Regions from separate parts of the Mus musculus genome. Here all the other regions are linked to region 3. Evidence: chromatin loops called from intact Hi-C (ENCODE). Cell type or tissue: left cerebral cortex. All regions are shown on one strand. Region 1 has its middle 32 kb from the start of Gm6713. Region 2 holds the start of Rtcb (RNA 2',3'-cyclic phosphate and 5'-OH ligase). Region 3 holds the start of Pwp1 (PWP1 homolog, endonuclein).

Region 1 (8,000 bases), 190 kb after region 3:
CAGCGCAGTGCCTGTGTAATTAGACTGATAAACATTGATAGCTGGCCTTGAATGCTGGTGTAGTTTTGTAGGAAAATGGCCTCCACAGGCTCTTAGGAGGTGGCACTATTAGGAGGTCTGGCATAGGTGTATGTAGGGTTATGGGCCCCATGTCTGCTCCTACCCCATAGGGCTCTGTAGGTCAGGGAGTTTTGACCTCGCTTACCCCATATTGTCACTGGGTTGTAGGGAAGCCCCGGGACACCGCTCCAGGGGTGGGAAAGCACAGTCTGAGGTGCAGGACAGCTGGGGCTGGCTTGGGGGTCCCCGGGCCTGCGACGAGGCCACGGCCATCTGGTTCTCAGGCTCTTGGACATCCAGGCACTGCTGGAAACCTTGGAAGAGCTGAGAACAGATTGTGGGCCTGCAGGCTGGATCTAGCCAGGGCCTGGGGGAGGGGGGAAGGGAAAGGGGGAGCTCCGACTGGTTCCCAGGCGGGAAAGTCTTTGGCTTGATGGCAGCAGGCTTGGGCTTGGGCTTGGTGGTGGACATGGATGGGATGTCAGAGAGGTCTTCTATGGGAGATTAGCCAATGGCTCTATAGGCACAGGCCTTCTCCATGGCTCCCCATGGCGGATCCCAGTGAAATGAAGCAGTCCATGGTTTTAAGGCATTTATTGTCATGGCAGAAAGTGGATGAGTAAAACTGTACCTTCTCAGGGCAGGCTTGAGGTTAAATACTTTTTTGCAGGGAGGAATGTCTGGGAAGGGAAGCTTATTGGTTAAGTCCTCTGGGCCTTTAGGTACCTCATTAAAATGGAGATCTGTCTTGAGCCTACATCATGTCCTCTACATGTGGAGGGGCTTGGGATGTTGCCTTTATATGACTGATAGCCAGAAATCTATGGGGTCTGTGGCTAGTGACAGGGGCCTGGTGCCCAATAGCAGGTGAAATTCCTATCATCCCTTCAGGGTCTCTGGGGTTTCTAGCCTTAGCTCAAATGGGAACCAGGCTACCTTTCACTGTCCCACAGGTGTAGTCTTATTGAAGGAAGTGAGTCACTGGGGGAAGGGCTCTGAGATATCAGAGTCTCAAGCCAGGTCCAGTCACTCTTGTCTTCCTGCTGCCTTTGGATATGGATGTAGAACTCCCGGCTATTTCTACAGCTCCATGTCTGCCTGCATGCTGCCATGCTTCCCACCATGATGACAATGGACTAAACCTCTGAACTGTAATCTAGACCCAGTTGATTGTTTTCCTTTCTAAGAGCTGCTATGGTCATGGTGTCTCTTCACGGCAGTAGAAACCCTAAGACAGCTGGGAGAAAAGCAAGTCTATGTTACCCTTCTCCCTAGTCTACTGGGCTCTGTTTCTTGTCCTTCTAGCGTACCTGCGATATTAGCTGATAAAGTTGAAGGAATAATAATGGCTACTGGTCACCAAGTGCTAGAGATTATGAGCAGAGAACAAACCAGATGCACAAAGATAAAATCACCACCTGGTGGTTGGCTCATGCCTGTAATTTCAGCATCTGAGGCAGGAAGACTGTGAGTCTGTTAGCTTATGCCACATAGTAAGACTCTTCCTCAAAGGGGGCTGGGGAGAGAGAAAAGAAAGAAAAAAAGAGGAAAAGAAAAGAAAAAAGAAAATTTATTTTCTCAGTTTCAGGTCTAAAAAAACTTGGGACAAATGGCTATATCTGGTGCCTATTAGTATACCAAAGCACATGTTGACCTCCTGGCTTCCTCAGTGGGAGTTGGAGGTGGGGGGTGGCAGATATCAGTGGCTTTTCTCAGCTCTCCTCATCTTACCCCCTCCCTGCATGTCTCTGCTTCATGGGCTTCCCTCCCCAGCTCCACATTCCTTTATAACCCCACCATTTCTGATCTCTCTTCTGTCTTCTCTCCTCCTACCCTGCCGCTCTGCCCCACCAAGGCCTGGTCTGGCCTTCTGGCTCTATTCAGTTTACTATTTTCTTGGCTCTGGCCTCTTCCAGATAGATGCCTGTGATGATTTGTATACACATGGCCCAGGAAGTGGCATTATTAAGAGGTGTAGCCTTATTAGAATCGGTGTGTCACTGTGGGTGTGGGCTTCAAGGCCCTTGTCCTATCTGTCTGGAAGCCAGTTTGCCTTCAGTCTCAGCTCCTCCTGAACCATGTCTGCCCGGACACTGCCATGTTCCCACCTTGATGATAATGGACTGAACCTCTGAACCTGTAAGCCAGATTAAATGTTTTCCTTAATTAAATGTTGTCCTTATAAGAGTTGCCTTGGACATGGTGTCTGTTCACAGCAGTAAAACTAACTAAGACAATGCTTCTGGCTGTACCTACCTTCATATCTACAACAAAAACTCTTCTCAACCATACCTTGGAGAGGTCATATCCTCAGTTTATGCATCTGGTGCCAAAATCCTCACCTTATACACCCAGAATGGAATTGAACTGTCCATCTTCATGAGGACAAATCTTCTATGGGTCTAGTTAGCACAGTATTGCCAGGACCTGGCACAGTACCTGACAGAGAAGGTGTCAATAAGCATTTACATGAGAAAGGAATGATACAAATGCCCTACACTGCTGTTCAAAGGCATTAGGACACTCATCTGTTGCTGCGACCCTTTAATACAGTTGTGGTAACCCCCAACTATAAAATGAATTATTCTCATTGTTACTTTATAACTGCACTTTTGCTTCTGTTATGAATTTTAATGTAAATATCTGTGTTTTCTGATGGTCTTAGGTGACCCCTGGGAAAGGGTTGCTTAGCCCCCAAAAGGGTCACGCCCCACAGACTGGGAAGCCCTGGTATAGTTAGTAACGGCAAGATGCCATCCAACTACTTGGCTTTTGCCACACACGTTTCTGGTAGAGCTGACCACTGATTCACTCGTCCTTTCTGATATAAGCAACAGTTAACCTGATAACTACCCATCTAACCACATAAATGACATCATTCAAGCTACCTCAGCTTCAGGCTTACAGTGTCCTCAGCACCAGCAGCCCTAGCGAATAAGCACACATCTTTATCTTGTCTCATTTCTTTCTGGGCTGGTTTGTGCCTAGAGTTGGGTGGTACTTAATTTATCACAGACTCGAAGAGTGAAGCCCAGGAAAAAGACCAAGATGTGGGGGTGGAGTTCGGGTATCTAGCTTCACTCCTGAGTGTTTTCTGCCACACCTGAATAACAGCTTTTGGGAGGGAAGATAGGAATGTGTGCACAGGGAAGGCAAGGGTTTTCCCTAAAGTCACAGATATAACGAACTCAGTCATATCCTTGCCACCAACCTGAATGGCAGTCACAGAACAAGGGCATGGACCACATACTTACCAGAAGCATAGGGAGAATCGCTGGGCAAAGGTTTGCTCTCCCTTTATTGAGGCCACAGGAGAAAGGCCCTGACTATTTCAGAAGATTTGGAGCAGGTTTTCTGGCATTTGCAAACACCACTCACCAAATCGATACCAATCATGTGTTTCTTATCTCCACAAGTGTCTTTCCCATTCTAGCATTCCCGGGGCCTGGCAGATTTGACGTCAAATACATACCTGGAGACAAAAGGGAAGGATGATCTGAGTGCTTGTTATGGATGAATGAACGGAACAGTATAGTCCTCCCATAGCTGTGAAATTCACATGGAAACTGGGAAGTGTTAATCCCACAGGTTTGGGGAGAAAGACCACAGACCCAAATCATCATAGCCAAAGTAATTAAAACAAGCTTCTCTCTAAAGGTGGGGTTCAAGAGATCAGCACTGGATATGGGTAAGATCAAGATATTTATAGTTCAAGAGAAGGTGGTTACCAAATGGAGGATTTGGCAGGCAAATAGCTGGGGTGACAGAAGCAGAACATAACCATAACAACGTGGCCACAAACAGTGTGGACATGATAACCTTTTGAAACGAAGACATGGTTGCTGGTTCCTGGAACAGGTGGTACAGAATCGTTTGTAGTTGAGGCGTAGCCCAACTCCATGAGAAACATTTAATCATAAATAGGGACGAACTAGTTTGTCTTTACTATAAGATAAGATAGATTCCAAGCCTAAGATAGAAGGAGGCAGGCTGGCTTATCAGAAAGTTGCCAGATAAAGATTAAAATAGTTTTAGCTATGGTCTATACAGTTGTAGTTCTCATGCCTGTCACGTGTATTCTCACACTTAGCAAAGGTGTGGTGAATGACTGGGTAGACGGATAAATAAAAGAAACTTGTCAAGTTCTGTTTTATGAGGCAGATTTACGCTCTTCACACTGAATATAGGGGTATGGCGCCACCAAGTGGGCACTGTTGTAATATGCCTGAACCTTGAACATTCCCTTGCCTCCAATGCCTTTTTTAATTAATTAATTAATTTTAAATTTTGTGGCATCTCCATCAGCATGTTCCTGCTTCACACACCCTGAGGATGGTGGTGTGTCCTTGCAGGTGATTTTGGAGAGCCAAAGTAGGCAAACTGGAGAAGATGCTCTTAGAGGACAGAGTAGAAGAGCTAGGATGGGTTGCCTTAGAGCTTCTGGTGAATACAAAAGGCACTGCAGCTGCTGTCCTGAAACGCACGCCTAGCTGTGTGGCCTCGAGCAACCCATCCCCTGTCTTATGTGGGGAAGCTGAGTCTGAGATCAGATACATAGATGATAACGGTCCATCACGGTGTCTGTGGGGACCACCAATGTTACAGTGGAGGATACTGATTTTATATCAAATAAGGAGCCCAAGGCTTCAACACTAATAAGGGTCAAATCCAAGGTTGGAGTTCTGATCCTCCTGACTTTGATGTTGGCATTACACTGTGCAACTCTTTTTAAAAAAAAATATTTATTTTGCATATTTATATATTAGCTTACCATCTGCATGTACACCTTTGTGTCAGAAGAGGGCATCAGATCCCATTATAGGTGGTTGAAAAGCCATCATGTATTTGCTGGGGATTGAACTCGGGATCTCTGAAAGTGCAGAGTAGACAGTGCTCTTAACTGCTGAGCCATCTCTTCAGCCCACACTGTGCAACTTTTAAAAGACTACATCAAAATGGTCAAAGGTGTGGCCCCTGGAGCTTTGATGTCTCTGAATGGATCACAGATCTACCTACCGACCCACCCGACAATGTGTGATCTTGGGCAGGTCATTTAATCTCTTTGAATTTTAGTTTTCTTGTCTGCAAACTGGGGTAGCAAAGGGCTGTATAAAGTTTTCTGTGCACACACATCCCACTGCTTAGAACATTATCTAGATGTTCTGAACTTCATACATACATATGTGGGTTCCTCTTAACCTCCTAGGATCCCTGATCTACTTCCAAGGACCAAATCCCAGAGCTCTCTCTTGAGGTGTTTCTTCCTCCCTTCCTACGTTCCTACTTCTCCCTCCCCCTCCCCTCACCCTCCTTCTCTCTTTCTTCCAACTTGATGCAAGCCAGAGTCATCTGAAAGAAAATCAATTGAGAAATCTGCCCCCATCAGATCGACCTGTAGGCAAGCCTGTGAGGCATTTCTTGCTTGTTGATTGATGTGGCAGGGTAGGCCACTGTGGGTGGCACCACCCTGGGCAGGTGGTCCTGTATTGTATAAGAAAGCAAACTGGGACAAGCCACAGGGAGCAGTGCTTCATGGTCTCTGTGGTCTTCTAGTTCTTGCCTTCAGGTTCCTGCCTTGAGTTCATACCCTGACTTCCTTTCATGAAAGTCAGCAAGCTGTATGATGAAATAAACCCTTTCCTCTTCAGGTTTGTTTGTTTATTTGTTTGATGGGGTCTTTGAGATGACTCAGCCGTTAAGAGTACTGTTTGCTTTTCTAGAGGTCCTGAGTTCAATCCCTAGCAACCACATGGTGGCTCACAACCATCTATAATGGGATTTGATGCCCTCTTCTGGCACGCAGGTATACAAAAATAGAACACTCACTTGCAAAATAAATACTTTTTTTTTTTAAAAAAGTATTTATTTATTTTATGTATATGAGCACACCATAGCTGTAGAGGTGGTTGTGAGCCATCATATGGTTGCTGGGAAGTGAACTCTGGACCTCTGCTCACTCCAGCCCCACTCGCTCTAGCCCAAAGATTTATATATTATTATATGTAAGTACACTGTAGCTGTCTTCAGATACACCAGAAGAGGGCATCAGATCTTATTATGGATGGTTGTGAGCCACCATGTGGTTCCTGGGATTTGAACTCAGGACCTTCGGAAGAGCAAGCAGTCAGTGCTCTTACCCGCTGAGCCATCTCCCTCACCCAAAATAAATACATCCCAAAGAAGGCTGTCTTAGTTAGGGTTTTACTGCTGTGAACAGACATCATGACCAAGGCAACTTTTATAAAGGACAGCATTTAATTCGGGCTGGTTTACAGGTTCAAAGTTTCAGTCCATTATCATCAAGGCAAGAACATGGTGAGATTTAGGCAGACATGGGGCTGGAAGAGCTGAGAGTTTCACCTCTTGTTATAAAGGCAGCTAGGAGAAGGCAGGCTTCCAGGCAGCTAGGATGAAGGTCTTAAAGTCCACGCCCACAGTGACACACTTCCTCCAATAAGGCCACACCTCTAGATATTGCCACTCCCTGGGCCAGGCATATACAAACCATCACAAAGGCTAGCTTCAAACTCACAGAGATGTCCCTGCCTCTGTCTCCCCAGTGCTAGGATTAAAGAGTGCCATCACATTCTGCCTCCAAAATTGCTTGTGGTCCTGGTGTTTTATCACATCAGTAGAAGCATAACTAAGAGCTGGGCAGGGTGGCTTAAGTCTTTAGTCCCAGCACCCAGGAGTCAGAGACAGGTGGATCTCTGAATTTGAGGACAGCCTGGTCTTTATAGTGAGTTCCAGGTTAGCCAGAGCTGTGTAGGGAGACTCTGTCTTAAAAAAAAAAAAAAGGTAAGCTAAGACAGATGTGAAATGTAGACAAGCAGGCAGACGCCACCATGGGATATCCCATAGTGCCCCCAGAGTGTGCCTGGGGGAAGATTCTAGAGTCTAGAGAAACCTAGCTCACTACCTGAAACTTGAGCATGTACACACACAAACACACACACACACACACACACACACACACACACGCACACACACACACGCACGCACGCACGAACGCACGTGCACACACACACTTTCCTACAGGAGAGAAAAAAAGGGCTGGGCCCATCTCTTCAATCCCTTCAACTTAGCCTGCTTTGCCATGATTGGAGTTTGCACGCACTTCCCAAACTGAAACTTTGAGAGTGCTGCTGATATGTAGGGTCGGCTAATCCTCTGCTGTGGGCTTTTGCCCAGTGTGGAGTACCTGCCAGATGCTCCTACAGGTGGAAGGAGCCTTGTCTAGAGCACCAGTTTAGTGTTCCAGAGCAAATACAGGGAGCTGCAAGGCAGGTGACTTGCCACCCCGGTGAGATCTTTCTGAAGAAGGCCATGCATGGAGATGGTTGTGTAGAGTGACAATGGGTGGGTATGATTGGGAAGATTCTGGAAAATTGACCTGCTGCACTGTGGACTGGACCATGGCACCTTTGGGATGGGAACTTTTTTCTATGCTGCTGAACTGTTTCTATATTGCCCAGCAGTTCTTGGTAAGGACACAGGGGCAGAACCTAAGAGCCAAAATATTGGCAATGTAGGACATTTTATAAAAAGTAGTTTTTGTTATTTTATACTTTCAAAGGACATTCCTAAGGAAGATTGCAATTTTCCTGGCTAAATGTACCTTTGAAAATTCCCTTTCAAAATGTCTAAGTCTGGAAAGGGGAAATGGCTCAGTGGTTAGGATCACAAGACCTGAGTTCAGTTCCCAGCACCCATGTTAGGCTGCTCACAACCACGTGTAACACCTGGTCTAGGGGACCATTCACCTCTTCTGGCCTGTATGGTTATTTGTGCATATCACACACAGGCACAGACATACACATAAACACACACACACCTATACATTCCCTTCCTCCTCCTCCTCCTCCTCCTCCTCCTCCTCCTCCTCCTCCTCCTCTTCCTTCTCCTTCTTCAATGTCTTAAGCTGCTCCGACAAACATGGC
Region 2 (8,000 bases), 86 kb before region 3:
ATATACACACATATGTATATGTATACGTTTGTATGTATATATGTATATGTGTATATATATATATATCTTTTATGAATATGTAGAAAATGAAAGACATAGTCAGGCAAGGCTAGTACTTAAATGAGAGAAAACAGAAAGTGTTTTGTTTTGTTCCAGTATCCAAATATATATAATTACGGATACTTTTAAAAATTAATTACCTTACATCTTTTTTTCTACATTGTAGCAAAACTGCAGCAAGGATTTCCTCTTCCCAACCCCTACAATATCTCATTCATCAATTCGGATATTGAAGTTCTTGAGGTAAGACTCGGAATCTCTTCTTCACTATTTATTTTCACAGTAGAGAAAGCTTCCTGTTTTGTTTATTACCTATTTTTTAAAAAGATTTCTTTATCTTATTTCATATGGATATGTGTGTACATGAGTCTATGGATTTATGCCACACTTATACTGGTTCCACATCAGATCTCCTGGAACGGAAGTTACAGGCAATCATGAGGCACACAATGTAGGTGCTGGAAACCACACCCAGGTCCTCTGTAAGGACAGTGAGTTCTCTTACCACGAAGTCTTCTCCTTTCCCTCATTGTGCTTTATTCTGCTTACCATGGAGTTTTACCAGCCATGGAATTTCATAAACAAAACACCCAGCTGTTAAAATTTATAAATAACAATGAAAAATGTAAGAGTCAGGCTAAGTCTAGCTTCACTCTGAGGGTTACATTTAATCACCCCTCAGTATAAGGAAAGCAAGTTTTAAAATGCTTTATTTCACCAGATATGAATCTCATTTTATGAGTGAAGAAAGTAGACCCAAGTAAGTGTAGTGTCTTGTGTAGAAAGGAAAATGGGTGATATATTAGTCATTTCTCTTGTTGCAGTGACTAAATGCCGGACAAAATACAACGTAGAATAGGAGAGAAAGGTTTTTTTTTTTTTTTTTTTTTTTGGTTTTGTTGGAGTTTTAGGTTTGTTGTTGTTTGTGTTGGTTTTTTGTTTTGTTTTGTTTTGTTTTGTTTTTGTGGTTTTGCTTTTGGCTTATAGCTCAAAAGGATACAGTCCACCACAGCAGGGAAAAGTGTGGCAAGAGAAACATCAGATACCTGGTTCCATTTCCTAGAAGTCAGGGAGCAGTGTACAGGAAATAGACCAAGCCATAAAACCTGAAGACATGCCCCACTGACCCACTTCCTTCAGCAAGATTTCATCTCCTAGGCTCCACAACTTTCCAAAGTAGTGTCACGTGCTGGTGGCCAAGTTTCTAAACACATGAGGCTGAGGAATATTTTGCATTGAAACCATGAGAGCTAAGTACTTTATTGGTTCTTTGATACTTTCAGCCAAAGGAACTTCAGGGCGTTCCCCTGAAGACAATCCTTAGGATGCGACCGATTGAAGGCTACTTTCTGGGAGATTCTAACTAACTACATAGCACTGCTGCCTCTTCTCTGTGTTTTGTTTTTTTGTAGTTTGGGAAAGTAGAAATATATTTCTACTTTCAGAAAGCATCTCCCACCTGCACACTAGTGGACACTTCCTCATAGCTCCCAGACTCCCTCTTTTTCACTCCCCACTACCAATGTCATATCTAGGGACAGTAATCCAGAATGGCCACTTCTTGCATCAGTGGCCCTCACATAGGGATTGAGAAAAGTTTGATGCTTTCAGGCCTGGCAAAGAAACTTTCCTCTCTCATGCAAACCCAGATATGGCCTTAATTTAAAATTGTCTTTATTCTGCCTTCCTCTCAGGGTTACCTTCTGGTTTCTAGTGACCTGGCATATGACACATCCTCAAAGCCACAGCCAAATCTGAACAGCTGGGGGGATCTGAACCTAGTACATAGACCATGGAGAGAACAGCCAACCCATTGATGGCCCGCTCACAATACACCCCAGGAAGTAAACAGCCTTCAGTCCCCCAGAAACCAGAAACCTGGAAGATGAAGACCGTGCATCCTGGATATTAAAGCCCTTGTGGAAAAGGTCTCCTTCTGGAGCCCTGAGAGACCTAGAGTAAGGTCGACAGTTAAAATGATGAACAGGAACAAGGTAGTGGGAGTGGGGTCTGTGTATGTGAGCATGTGTAAGCACATTGTGTGCCTGTGTTTAGCCTTTGTGGGAAAGAGTAAGGCATGTGGATCCGACCAGGTGGTAAGGTTGTAAGGAACTTGTCTGTATTTGCATTGGTAGGTGTGTGTGTGTGTGTGTATGTGTGTCTGTGTGTGCCTCTGTGTGTGGTGTGTATCTGTGTGTGTGTGTGTCTGTGTCTGTGTGTGTGTCTGTGTGTCTGTGTGTGTCTCTGTGTCTGTGTTTGTGTCTGTGTCTGTGTGTGTGCCTCTGTGTCTGTGTGCCTCTGTGTGTGTATGTATGTGTGTGTGTGTGTGTGTGCCTCTGTGTGTGTGTCTGTGTGTATCTGTGTGTGTGTGTGTGTGTAAGACTATGTCTGCTCTTTAGAGACTTTCTACTTTTATTGGACTTTATGTTTTATGTTTACTATTACTGTCCTGTGCTTAATTAAAATTGTTTTCTAACGATGTCAGAATCTATGTGTGAAAGCTCCTGTCCTGAATTTATTTTAATAAAATATGACAGAAAAATGGAAAAGACTTAATTTTTTTAAAACTTCGGCAAAGACTGAAGTTCTACAAACACCAATACTAAAAGGGAGCCGAGAGCCCCTTAAATCTTTCCTATGGTTGTCCTGTGTCATTTGTTTATGTTTGTGGATGTGTCCTTTCAGTGATTGGATGAAATGAGGGCTGGAGAGATGGCTCAGCAGTTTAGAACATTGACTGCTCTTCCAGAGGTCCTGAGTTCAATAACCAGCCACCACACGGTAGCTCACAACCATCTGTAATGGGATCTGAGGCCCTCTTCTGGTGTGTCTGAGGACAGCTACAGTGTACTCACATAAATAAAATAAATAAATCTTTTTTTAAAAAGATTGACTGAAATGGTAGTGCAGCTTATTAAACCTAGGCAGTTCACAGTTGACATTAGTGTCATTAATCAGCAGGGTGAGACTGGACAGGGGAGCAGGAGAGTGGGACAGCCAGGGTGGATATGTAAAAATGAACAGAAACCACACCCTTTGCTTAACTCCTTAGGTTACTGGGGGATAGAAGAGGGCTGTATAAGTACTTAACATCCTGGTCTAGTTACTCCTCCAGTTTCATGTCTGTGACCTTCAGAGCCACTATGAATAATTATGATCCCATTTCATAGAAGTGAAAACAGAGGAATGTATCACACAAAGGTGGTAATGGCATAGGCGGAACCTGAACCCAAGTCTTCCTGATTGCTATGGTGGTGTTTTTCACAGGGTAGGACTATCCTGCAAATCACTGCCAGCTTTCTTATCCCAAGAGCAAGAGTCAATTAAGTTTAAAGGTACAGACACAGGACACAGTCCAAACAAAGCTATGGAACACAGTGATCCCTGAAAGAGGGATTTATCCATCTTTGTAGGGAATTGCTGGCCAGAGCAGATTTCCTTCACAAGCATTTGTAGAAATAAATGATACAGTGTTGTGATATGCTTCTTTTGGATGCTCATTTTGTAATGGAGTGTTTGTTGTACATCTTCAATCTCATTCTGATACATTGCAAACGTCATTAGTATTTTATCTTGCTCAGCTGTTTCACTAATGTTCATGGGGCATGAACTCCAAACTGTATGTTCTATATAGCAGTTGACCTGATCCAGGGTGAAGAGGTTTCAGGAGCAGCTCAAAAACATTCTTAAAGCAGTATGTCTTCAATAGCAGCAGTCAGGAGACATTGGCAAGGGTATCTGTGAGAGTTCGAAGCCAACCCGGATACATAGGCTCACCAAGGCTAAGTATCGAGATCTTACTTTAAAAAAGGGGGGGGGGTGAAGGGAGGGAGGGAGAGAGAAAGGGGGAGGGGGGAAGAAAGGAAAAAGAGAGAGAAAGAAAGAAAGAAAGAAAGAAAGAAAGAAAGAGGGGAAGAAAGAAAGATAGAGGGAAAGAAAGAAAGAGGGGAAGAAAGAAAGAGGGGGAGAAAGAAAGAAAGAAAGAAAGAAAGAGGGAAAGAAAGAAAGAGGAAAAGAAAGAAAAGGAAAGAAAGAAAGAAAAAAGGAAGGAAGGAAGGAAGAAAGACAGACAGACAGACAGACAGAAAGAAAGAAAGAAAGAAAGAAAGAAAGAGGGAAAGAAAGAAAGAGGGGAAGAAAGAAAGAAAGAAAGAAAGAAAGAAAGAGGAAAAGAAAGGAAGAAGGAAAGAAAGGAAGGAAAGGAAGGAAGGAAGAAAGAAGAAAGAAAGAAAGAAAGAAAGAAAGAAAGGAAGAAAGGAAGGAAGAGAGAGAGAGAGAAAGAAAGAAAGAGGGAGAGAAAGAAAGAGGGGGGGGAAGTGCAAGTGAAGACTAGCGCTGTAATTCATTGTAACGAGATGATCAGGACTCGCGCGAAGAGTTTTGAGCCTCGGCGCTTGCCATCTTCCCTCCTGGAGCGGAGCTGGTCGCGCCTGCGCCCTGAGAGGCGGCGCTGCGTGGAGCGGGTGGACTGCGGGGTGGTTTCTCTTTCTAAGCGTAGCCAGGAGCTATCGCTGGCCTCGCCGCCACCATGAGTCGTAACTACAACGATGAGCTACAGTTCTTGGACAAGATCAATAAAAACTGCTGGAGGATCAAGAAGGGCTTTGTGCCCAACATGCAGGTGAGTTGGGGCAGCGGCCTTGGGAGCTGCAGGCCGCGACTCCGCCGCGAACCGGCGGCCTCCGCCCAGCGCAGGGCTGCGGGGTTCCAGGTCTCCCTCCTCTGCAGACTGCACGCGCCAGGTCCACACACACGAGGACAGACGGACGCAGCGTGGGGGCTCACGCGTGTTTTCCCCACGCACCATCAGACACGGTGTTCCTGGTCTTCCGAGATTTCTGTGGACTTTCCCAAGTTGGCACCGCCAGCCAGGAACTCTGTTTCTCTTGAGTCCTGATATTTAGTTAACGTTTACAGATGGCATTCTCCAAACTTAACTGGGTTTTAACGTAACGACAATCGGCATGATTCGAGCTTTTAATATGCTCTTGGCGGAGGACCCCCGAGTTGGTGGGTAACTTATCTGTACCCATCTAGGAAGACAACCCTGAATTCGTATCGAGTCCACTTCTCTCAGCCTGAATGATGTGTTTCAGCTGAAGGCTTGGGAGCCAGAGACCAGGATCTGAAACCCTGGGCCTGCTGTCGCCACCGCCGTGTGTACTCGAAAGTTCCGATAAACGTTGAGGAAGAAAACACTTGTGAGGTTTTGGCACATGTGTTAAGTGACACCGTCTCATAAATGCCATGAGAATGCAATAAAGATTTGCAGTCCTTTGTCTTAGTAAAAAGTTTCTGATAGGCTTCGCTTGGTGGCTCGGGCCTATAATCCCTGGAGGCTGGGAAATGGAAGATCCATTCAGGACTGGTTACACAGAGAAGCCTTGCACCACTTTGCAAGGTATACTAGGGAGAAAAAGTCCACAGCAGTGAAACAGTATTTTCCTTTGTTGTGTGGAAGAAGGGAAGGCTGGTTGGTAGAGTCTTGCTAATTTATTAAGTGACACATGAAAATTGTACATTATATCCGTGTGTGTGTGTGTGTGTATAATATATATACGCATATATTATATACATATATATTATACACACATACATATTATATATATATATATATATGATGCTTTTTATAATGCGTAAGTTATATAATAGCAAAATCATGATAGACATATCGCCTCAGAAATTTGTGAGCAGTTTTTCCGTTTTGAAGATCGTTGATTAGATTTTACGGGTTGGACATTTCCAGTTTAAACCCAGATCTAAAATGCTCTAAGATCCTTTTAGATTGTGACTGGAAGTTTTCCTCTTAAAAGACGCAACGTGGCAGCTTCATGCAGAATGAAGCACTTTGTGTGGTATAGACGTTCATGCAGAATGAAGCACTATGTGTGGTATAGACGTTCATGCAGAATGAAGCGCTATGTGTGGTATAGACGTTCATGCAGAATGAAGCGCTATGTGTGGTATAGACGTTCATGCAGAATGAAGCGCTATGTGTGGTATAGACGTTCATGCAGAATGAAGCGCTATGTGTGGTATAGACGTTTATGCAGAATGAAGCGCTATGTGTGGTATAGACGTTCATGCAGAATGAAGCGCTATGTGTGGTATAGACGTTCATGCAGAATGAAGCACTTTGTGTGGTATAGACGTTCATGCAGAATGAAGCGCTATGTGTGGTATAGACGTTCATGCAGAATGAAGCGCTATGTGTGGTATAGACGTTCATGCAGAATGAAGCGCTATGTGTGGTATAGACGTTCATGCAGAATGAAGCGCTATGTGTGGTATAGACGTTCATGCAGAATGAAGCGCTATGTGTGGTATAGACGTTCATGCAGAATGAAGCGCTATGTGCAGTGTATACGTTCTGCCCACTGGGCGTGTACTTGAGAAACTTGGGTTCAGACAACGCATTTTGCTTTTCTTTTGTATCAGGTTGAAGGAGTGTTTTATGTGAATGATGCTCTGGAAAAACTAATGTTTGAGGAATTAAGGAACGCCTGTCGAGGTGGTGGTAAGTACACTAGAGGTAGAGCTTTCCCTGTTCCCTGAATCAAGAGGAACTCAACCAGTGTGAGACATTTTTAAGGAGTGATCTAGACTTGAATCAAAGCACCTATATATTTGTGATCACATGTTGGGGCACACTGCTGTGTAAAGGTTTGGAGCTCAGGGCTTGTTCTCAGATAACTGCACACTCTAATAGCACACACTGCTGTCCATCCTGCACTCACTGCGTGTCATTAGATCTCTATACTGATTGTTCATGTCATGTTTGAAATAACTAAAAAGGGAGATATTGTCTGTCTCTTGTAGAATTCCAAAATGCAGTGAGTGTAAGTGACTTTTAGCTTGTCCTTGGTCACAGCTTCATAGTGACAGAGCCAGAATTCAAATCTCAAAGTGCCTAATTATTCAAACCAGTACTTTTTTCTTTTTTGGGGGGGTGGGGCACTTCTCAGATACATTTATTAATGCCACACTGTAAAGGGTTCTTAGGTAAGTCTACAGCAATGTTCCATGTTCCCATCTAACACAGCCTGCTTAGGTTTAGCTGGGTTAGCACCGTTCATCTTGAGTGGAATCAGAAGTAGTGATGGCCCAGGGCAGCTGCAGGACTGGAGCCTTCCAGCACTTTACTTCTTTTATCAGCACTCCTGATTGAATAAGGGATGAAGGTCACTGACCCCATTTCTACCCAGATTTCCTGGTAAACCTGGGTACAGGAGGGTTTCATGGGGACCCACACAGTCTTAACAAGCCCTTGAAGCATCTCAGTAAGAGCAAGGCTATAGGCCACACCAGGTTCCACAGCTACTGGGCAAAAAGCAAAACCAGTAGTCTTAGCTGGTTACTAGCTTTAGTGAGCATTAATTCACATGGCTGCAGGGCGGCTTAGAGATAAAGGTGTAATGCCCTAAAGTGATACTCTAAACTGGCAGTGGGATAGAATCTTTTAGCCCTTTTCTTTTTTTTTTTTTTTTTTTAGATTAGCAAAATAAATCCTTTCTTCCTTGCTTGACTAAGTTCACTTGTGTTAAATGGCACTGCTGAAGGCTTTGGCTGTGGCCCAGTGAGTAAAGTGCCGGCTGTGTAAACATGAAGAGCTGAGGTGGGAGCCCTGGCACCTGGGTAAAAGCCAGGTTCAAGGATCCCTCTGTGATCTCAGCCCTGGGTGGGGAGGGAGACAAGGCAGATCTCCAGAGCTTGCTGCTCAGTTGATTTAATCAATAATTGAGGCCCAGATTCAGTAAGAGACCCTGTCTCAAAAAATAAGGTGGACGGCTAGAGAGAGGGCTTAAAGGAAAAGCCTCAAGACATGGCTGCAGTTCCTAGAACACAAGTAAAGACAGGAGGATAGAGCTGGCTCCACAAAGCTGTCTCTGCCCTCCCTGCACACATACAGTGAGTAGATCCTAGGGAAGACTACAGACATG
Region 3 (8,000 bases):
ATCAAGAAATCTTCATGCTCATATTGTTCCTAAGTGGGAGGAGACAGTCACTGGCTAGAGGCGGGGGTTCCATGAGGATTTTCAACACTTAGGACCAATCTGAAAACTGATGTGGGTAAACATTTACCTACCGTGTCTTTCAAGGTGACATATGGATCCTGGTCATTACTGCCATAGACCGTAAGACCCAACAGAGACTCGCCAATGGTCTCAGCATCTGTAATCAGAATCCATCCATCAAAATAGAAAAATTAAAAATCATCTTGACAAAACTTTTTCCCCAAGTCTTCTAGTTTTTGGCTTGGGTGTCCTTTATCACCAACCATGCTGCTCTTATTTGGTAGAGAAAGCTGTACAAACTTACAAGTCAGTTCTATTTGACATCTGGAATGAATTCCTAAATCTTGGAAGTCACAATCTCTGAATGAAAGAACTAAGTCAAGAATGTAACCCTTTTAGGAAGCATTCCAGCTCTGTTCAGATTTTCTACCTTGTTTATACAACTAGAAGTCAAGGTGCTGGAGAGGCAGCTGTGAGTAATTTGAAGAATATGTTCCCGAGATCAGCAAACCAGGTTGTTAGGTAAACACTTAGACGGCAGGCTTCACAGCCGGCCAGGCTGCTATGCAGGCAGCGCTCTCACACTTACAAGCGTAGGTTTCACAAATCCCAAAAGGGAATCTTTATACTGCCTTTGCAAGGGAGTGCTGAGCGAACCTAGGGCAGCAGCCATGGTTCGGATCTGATGGACCTAGGGCAGCCGCCATGGTTTGGACCTGACATTGCCCTTTGAAGGCTCTTGTGCTAGGGAATGGGTGGCCAGATGACAATCTCTGAGTTCTGACCTAAACAATGGACTTATAATATGATGGCATTATTTCCATCTGGTGGAGGGCAGATGGTAGGGCCAAAATGGAAGGCAAACCAAATCCTAGCTCCTATGAAAAGCACCGACTCCACAGCGCCAACAGCCCAACAGTACTGTATTCCCCTCCATCACTGGGTGGGGCAGTAAAGCTGAGCATGGTAAGACTCACGAGGAAAGAGGAGCAGAGCAGCAGCACCCCAAAGGCACAAAGCATCAACACCGAGCACACATCAACTAGGCAAGCAAGCACCTTCTCTGGTTCTGTGTGCTCTCCTTCACATGAGGAACAGCATGCTCCTGCAGACCACCACTCGCCCACTGAAATCCAGGGGACAGAGTGGCGGTGGTGACTTCAGTTTGCTGCAGACAACAGCAAAACCCATACTGAGCTGATGGTTTATGTGCCGGCGCATCTGTTTTTCAGATGCTGTAGTCGGGAGTTGCTGATTCGGAGAATCCCACAAGGTTCCAGAGCAGCTGGGACTGACACGTTACAGAGCTTATTAACGTGATCAGAGTGACAATGGTGCCGCCTTTTCCTCACCCTGCAGATTCCAAGCAAATGTTTCCTGGAGACCATACCAGAAGGCCAAGAACCAAACCACACAGCTTCTGCCAGTTCTTTACATTTATCACTCTGCCTCCTGTGCTAATCGAGCAGCCTTGCCAGTGTTCTCAGTATCGTAGTTCACCTGGGCTTCCTACTGTGTCTCAATGCCTTGGCTGCACCTCCTCCCCCTCCTGGCACCCAGGCTCCCTCTTCTCATTCTCCAGCAACAGTGCAGTAACCGCAGAGAGCTCACAAGCCAGTTATAGATGGCACCTGACACAGGCAATAAAGTAGATGGTCTAAGGAGATCTCAAATGTATACCTTAGACCAGCAGATCAGAGCTTCCTTCTAAACTAGATTAGGAAACAAGTCCAAATCTTGAGCCAAATTATCTGACCCGACCCTGGGGAGAGTAAAAGAGAGGAAAGCTTTGGGATAGCAGGCTCTAGAGCCACCTCTCACCTGGGTTATCCTCTTCGTCATAATTATCTAAGTCGTACCCCGCCAGCTCGTCATCGTCCAGTGTGCGGTCATCTTGTGGATCCCCATCCTCCAGGGACTCCCTAGGCGGTGCCTGGGTCGGGCCACTCTGCATGCCATCTTCTGAAGGGTTGCCTGCCTCCTCTTCTTCACTCCCACCTTCTTCTCTGAGTGAAGACAGAAAGGGAAAAGATGTCACCCTGATGGCACCTCCTAACCAGGCACATGACAGATTTCACCACAGTCAGCAACACTTTGAATCTATTAGAAATGACTTACTGCAACTTTCCTTTTGCTTCAGCGATGAGACGGTTCACTTCCTCTTTACTTAGCTCTACCTACAAGGGAGCAAACACTTCGAGCATTAGCGCATATTTATGGACATCATTAGAAGCCTTTGAACTGAGTCTTCAAGCAAATGTTAACTCCAACCTCAAGAGCCATCAAGAAATCTCATACATGTCGGCTCTAAACTTAAGGAGGCAGAGCTTGTACAAATCGGATCTGTACGAATCCTTTGTACAAATCAGACTCCGCCCACCTACCACTGTTAGCAGCCGTGCTCACTCTGCTCCTCTGCCTTCCTCAATATTCAAATAGGCTGGCTTCTGTAAAATAGACAGACCTGTGGTCGCCATGTTTCTTCCAACTATCTCAGACTCCAAGGGCACCTCCCTCTCTGGCTATCAAACCATAGAACATCCGTCCTCTGCCTTTTTTCCCCTAGCATCACTGCCCAATGTAAATGGATTCTTTCTGGGAACTAATAACCCCCATCTTCCTCCACCCATTCCAACCTTGAATTCCAGCTCTATTTTCCCCACTTCCAGTAACATTTCCCATTTGGCTATCTTTTGTTCTAATGAAGTTCAAAACTAAGGCCACTCTCTTCAAAACTGGCATTCCCTCACCTAAATAGTGAGTCAGTACCTTTAAGGCACATAACAAGAAGGCAGTGGGGGTGGGGGGTGGGGTGGAACACATGCCTTTAATCCCAGGGGAGGCAGAGGCAGGCGGATCTCTCTGAGTTCAAGGCTACCTGGTCTACAGAGTGAGTTACAGAACAGCTACACAGAAAAAACCCTGTCTGGAGAAAAGACCAGACCAGACCAGACCAGACCTAACACTTCTGTATTAAGCTTGTAAAGGCCAACACTAGTTGGGTATTGTTTATTTACTTAAGCCCGCAGTGTGGGTTGGCCATAATGGCAACACTCCACATGAAGGTAAATCAACGGCTCAGTTTCTACTAAAGAGCCTCCAGATCTTCAGTGGCTCACACCTATAACTCTAGTATTTAGGAGGCTGACACGGGAGGATTGCCATAAGTCTGAGGCCACAGCGGGCTACAGAGTGAGACCTGGTCTCCAAAACAACAACAAAAAACGTTGAGATAACAAGAATCTCCCTGAGAATGACATTCAATTCTGCCTGAGAAAGATCCAGAAATTAAAGACTGAAAAACTCCGGGGAAGGCCGGAGGTCAGTCGGTAAAGCTTTTGTTGAGCAAGCATGTGGATCTAAGTTCCATCCCAGAAGCCACTCAAAAGCTGGGTGTAGTGTAGGGGACACCTGTAATCCCAGCACTAGGGACTACAGAGACGAGAATTTCTGGTGCCTTGGCCAGCCACTCTATCTCGATTGACTAACGCTGGGTTCAATCAGACAGCGCACACATACACAAACACATGAACATGGGCATACATACATACACATACACACACACAAAGGTATTTGTATTGCTTGGGGTTGGGGCATGACAACTAGGGATTTTTAAGACTCTCTTAATACTTCGAAAGCTGTGTATGGCCCTTTTAAAATGAAAACAATTTTCTTTTGGAGAATTTTTAATAAGGCAAGTGTTGTCCCTATCCTATAAATATACACTGCTTGCTTGCTGTTGGCAAAACACCAGAGAAAACAGTGACTAAACACTACCTGCACTCTGGTAGAATTTACACCTATAAGGAGTATTTCCATCCCTCACCGCATGTAAATTCATGTCGAGGCCACTCCCACGTCTATCACATATCGAGTTGTCACTACTCAGACAATTACACCCATAGCAACCCCTTCACTTCTTTTAGGACACTTACAACCCCTGACATCCCGAAAGTCAAGAACAGGGCTTTGCCCTATATCGCTCCAACATATCCCGGAACTCCAGGCTCCGCTTGGCTTGCAGAAAACACTGTGTAATGAACAAAACCGCCTGAGTAACCGGCTTCCTTTGCCACGGTCTCCAGCTTTTGTACAACTTCCTTCATACTGTGTTACACTGACACCTTGTTCTCTCTGCCCCATAACGTTTTATCCGGATCACCGTAAGAAACTCGTAACAAGCAAACACCCCCGCCCCTTCCCAGTGCACAAAAAGTCCACGTGTTCGTGCATCTCAGGGATGGGATCGGGGTTCCCGCTCCGGGCAGGGAAGGGGCGCGCGGTCTCTGCTCGCCCGGGTCACCGGAGCCACACCTCACATGGCTACAGTCCCGGCCAACCTGGCAGGTCCCATCGCGTGGCTCCTGCTGGGCGCGTGCTGCCCCAGACGGGGCCGAGCCCACGGCCATGCCGTGGCATCTCCCCATACACAGGCCTCACCTTGTCTGGAGTCTCTTTGGCCACGCCGCGGCGGACCCAGGCCACGCAGGTCACTTGGCGGCTGCGGTTCATGATCTTCGGTTTGAACCCGGCGCAGGTTGGAGCCCTGGGAGCTGGGAGACACTACTCTTGAGCTCCGCGGAGGGGAACAACGCGCAGGCGCGGGCGCTCGCTGACGTCACTCGCAGGCGCCAAGGGGAAGGGGAGGGGAATTTGCATGAGATGGGCGGGGCCGTATGCAAATCTACGACTGCTTCCTGTGGAGTTTCTATCTCCTTCCTCCTATTCTTCCATAAGAGTTCCCAAGCTCCATCCACTGTTTGGCTGTGTCTGTATCTGTCTGAATCAGCTACTGGGGGGAGCCTCTCAGAGAACAATATGCTTCTGTCTGCAAGCATAGCAGAGTTTCATTAATAGTGTTAGGGATTGGTGCTTGCCCACTGGACGGGTCTCAAGTTGAAATGGTTATTGGTTGGCCATTCACTCAGTCTCTGCTCCCTCCCCTATGCCAGCATTTCTTGTAGACAGGATAAATTTTGAGTTGAAAGTTTTGTGGGTGGGTTGGTGTCTCTATTGGAGTTCCATTCTGGATACAGGAGATGGCCTCTTCAGGTTCCACATCCCCAATGAGAGTCACAGCTAAGGTCACCCCCCACTGATTCTTGGGAGCCTCCCTTATCCCAGGCCTTTGTCTCGTCCTGGAGATGCAGGTTTCCCCCCACTTTGCAGATTTCCATTCATTTTCATGGCCATATAGCTATCTCTCCTGTTCTTCTCCATGCCTGATCCTGAATCCCCCATTTCCCCTCTCTCCCAGTTCCCTCCCTCCATCAGCCTCTTATGACTATTTTATTCCCTCTTCTAAGTGAGATTCAAGCTTCCTTGATTGAGTCTTCCTTCTTGTTTAGTTTCTTTGGTTCTGTGAAGTGGACCATGGTACCTGTATTTTATGGACAATATCCACTTATCACTGAGTACACACCATGCATGCCCTTTTGGGACTGGGTTATCTCACTCAGGATGATATTCTCAAGTTCCATCTATTTGCCTGCAAAGTTCATGATGCCTTAGGTTTTAATAGTTGAATAGTATTCCATTGTGTAGATGTACCATGCCTTTATCCATTCTTCAGGTGAGGGATATCTAGGTTGTTTCCTGTTTCTGGCTATTACAAATAAAACTGTTATGAACATTGATGAACAAGCATCTTTGTGGGATGATGGAACATCTCTTGAGTACATGCCCAGAAGTGGTATGGCTGGGTCTTGAGTTTTCTGAGAAACTGCCAAGTTGATTTCCAAAGTGATTGTATAAGTTTGTACTCCCACCAGCAATAAAGACTGCTCCCCTTGCTCCACATCCTCACCAGCATATGCTATCTCATGAGTTTTTTTTTTTTATCTTAGACATTCTGATGGATGTAAGGTGGAACCTTAGAGTTGTTTTGATTTGCATTTCCCTGATGATTAAGGACTTTGAACATTTCTTGAAGTGCTTCCCTGCCATTTGAGATTCCTCTGAGAATTCTCTGTTTAGCTCTGTACGCCATTTTTTAATTGGGTTATTTGGATTGCTGGTGTCTGCCTTCTTGAGTTCTTTGCAAATTTTGGATACTAGCCCTTTGTCAGATGTATGGTTGGTGAAGATCCTTTCCCAATTTGTCCTAATAACAATGTCCTTTGCCTTACAGAAGCTTTGTAGTTTCATGAGGTCCCATTTATCCATTCTTGATCTTAGAATCTGAGCCATTAGCATTCTGTCCAGGAAATTGTCTCCTATACCAATGTGTTCAAGGGTATTTCTCACTCTCTTCTATGAGACTTCTTAGTGTATCCGATTTTATGTTGAGATGCTCTTTCAAGATCCCTAAAAAATGGTATTAGAATTTTGGTGGGATTGCATTGAATCTGTAGATTGCTTTTGCTAAGATGACCATTTTCACTATCCTACCAATCCATGAGCATGGGAGATCTTTCCATCTTTTGTTATCTTCTTCAATTTCTTTCTTCAGGGACTTGAAGTTCTTGCCATAAAGGTCTTTAGCTTGCTTGGTTACAGTTACACCAAGATATTTTATATCATTCGTGGCTATTGTAAAGAGTGTTGTTTCCGGAGGGCAGTCATGTGAGTGCTCTATAGCCTAGTAATAGTGTCAGACCTTGGGACCTCCCCTTGAGCTGGATCCTACTTTGGGCCTGTCACTGTACCTTCTTTTCTTCAGGCTCCTCTCCATTTCCATCCCTGTAATTCTTTCAGACAGGAAGAATTATGGGTCAGAGGTGTGACTGTGGGATGGCAGCCCCATCCCTCATTTGATGTCCTGACTTCCTGCTGGAGGTGGGCTCTATAAGTTCCCTCTCCCTACTTTCAGGCATTTCATCGAAGGTCCCTTCCTGTGAGTCCTGAGAGCCCCTCACCTCCCAGATCTCTGGTGCACTCTGGGGTCCCCCCCCACCCCCCCGCGCAGCCTCCTATTTCCTGAGGTTTCCTGTTTACATTCTGTATTAGTCAGGGTTCTCTAGAGTCACAGAACTTATGGATAGTCTCTATATAGTAAAGGAATTTATTGATGACTTACAGTCTACATCCCAATTCCCAACAGTGGTTCAGTAGTAGCTGTGAATGGAAGTCCAAGGATATATAGCAGTTACTCAGTCTCACACAGCAAGCAGGCAAAGAAGCAAGAGCAAGACTCCCATCTTCCAATGTCCTTATATTGTCTCCAGCAGAAGGTGTAGCCCAGATTAAAGGTGCATTCCACCACACCTTTAATCCTAGATGACCTTGAACTGGGAGATTTAATCTTCTGGAATCCATAGCCACTATGCCTCAAGATCTCCATACCAAGATCCAGATCAGAAACTTCTATCTCCAAGTCTCCAGATAAGGGTGACTGGTGAGCCTTCCAATTCTGGATTGTAGTTCATTCCAAATATAGTCAAGTTGACAACCAGGAATAGCCACTACAATCCACCCCTTGTCAACTTGACACAAATAATATCTCATGTTCACATGAAACAATGACAAGGTTGTGAATATGCCTAACATGATATAACTATCCCTCATACAATCGCAAACACATTTGTAAATTTACAATGGGGCAATGTCCCTTAAGAACATCCTTTTACTGTCTCAATTTAAATACCTATTGATGTTAAAGAAATTGGAAGAAAGACAAATATATTTGTTAGCAAAATAAGACAGGGGCATTCATATTACTTTATAATCCTCGTTTCTGCAACTGGTTACGTGGCCTTAATTGGTATTTATAACTACCTTCCTCTACTACCCATTCTGTATTTCCTTCACCTTCAGCCAGCACCTCAGCAGGTCTTGGCTCTTTTCCTGGAGGATTGACCCATACCTTCATTCCTGATGGGTCTGTGTCCTTTGTCATCCTGCTTGGATTAGGCTGTTGTAGTTTCCCATTGACTTTAATCACAGGACATGGTAGTACTAAGAGACGCCCTAAGGGATCTCCTACATTCCAGACATAATCT

What was found. Hi-C counts contacts between places; a loop is a spot of excess contacts. Peaks named below come from ENCODE experiments on the same cell type or tissue, not always from the same donor. Only the 100,000 strongest peaks of a DNase experiment are listed, where the experiment ranks them.
Region 1: it touches region 3 in a loop (8-fold over the local background); 7 of 42 quality-filtered maps call a loop at or near these places.
Region 2: a loop joins it to region 3, with 2.6 times the contacts of the local background. A loop is called at or near these places in 10 of 42 quality-filtered maps.

Annotation. Positions count from the first base shown.
Region 1 is chr10:85,675,079-85,683,078 of GRCm38, reverse strand. No RefSeq gene overlaps it. Among named protein-coding and RNA genes, the nearest start is that of Gm6713, 32 kb to the left of the region's middle. In left cerebral cortex, a CTCF peak has its summit at 4,263 (motif pointing left); a DNase peak (open chromatin) is centred at 4,265.
Region 2 is chr10:85,954,296-85,962,295 of GRCm38, reverse strand. Rtcb (RNA 2',3'-cyclic phosphate and 5'-OH ligase) reads left to right here and starts at 4,503. Exons shown (of 12, transcript NM_145422.4): 1 at 4,503-4,681; 2 at 6,499-6,577. The coding sequence starts at 4,589. Gm48175 reads right to left here and starts at 7,391. Exons shown (of 1, transcript XM_030245432.1): 1 at 7,010-7,391. The coding sequence starts at 7,336. The coding sequence ends at 7,148. Bpifc (BPI fold containing family C) reads left to right here. Exons shown (of 16, transcript NM_177772.4): 15 at 227-303; 16 at 1,755-2,605. The coding sequence ends at 1,877. In left cerebral cortex, no CTCF peak of the experiment used is centred here; a DNase peak (open chromatin) is centred at 4,470; H3K4me3 peaks cover 1,315 bases; H3K27ac peaks cover 779 bases.
Region 3 is chr10:85,868,515-85,876,514 of GRCm38, reverse strand. It overlaps Pwp1 (PWP1 homolog, endonuclein), which reads right to left and starts at 4,684. Exons shown (of 15, transcript NM_133993.3): 1 at 4,501-4,684; 2 at 2,179-2,237; 3 at 1,882-2,066; 4 at 132-217; 5 at 1-29. The coding sequence starts at 4,572. In left cerebral cortex, no CTCF peak of the experiment used is centred here; a DNase peak (open chromatin) is centred at 4,681; H3K4me3 peaks cover 1,473 bases; H3K27ac peaks cover 456 bases.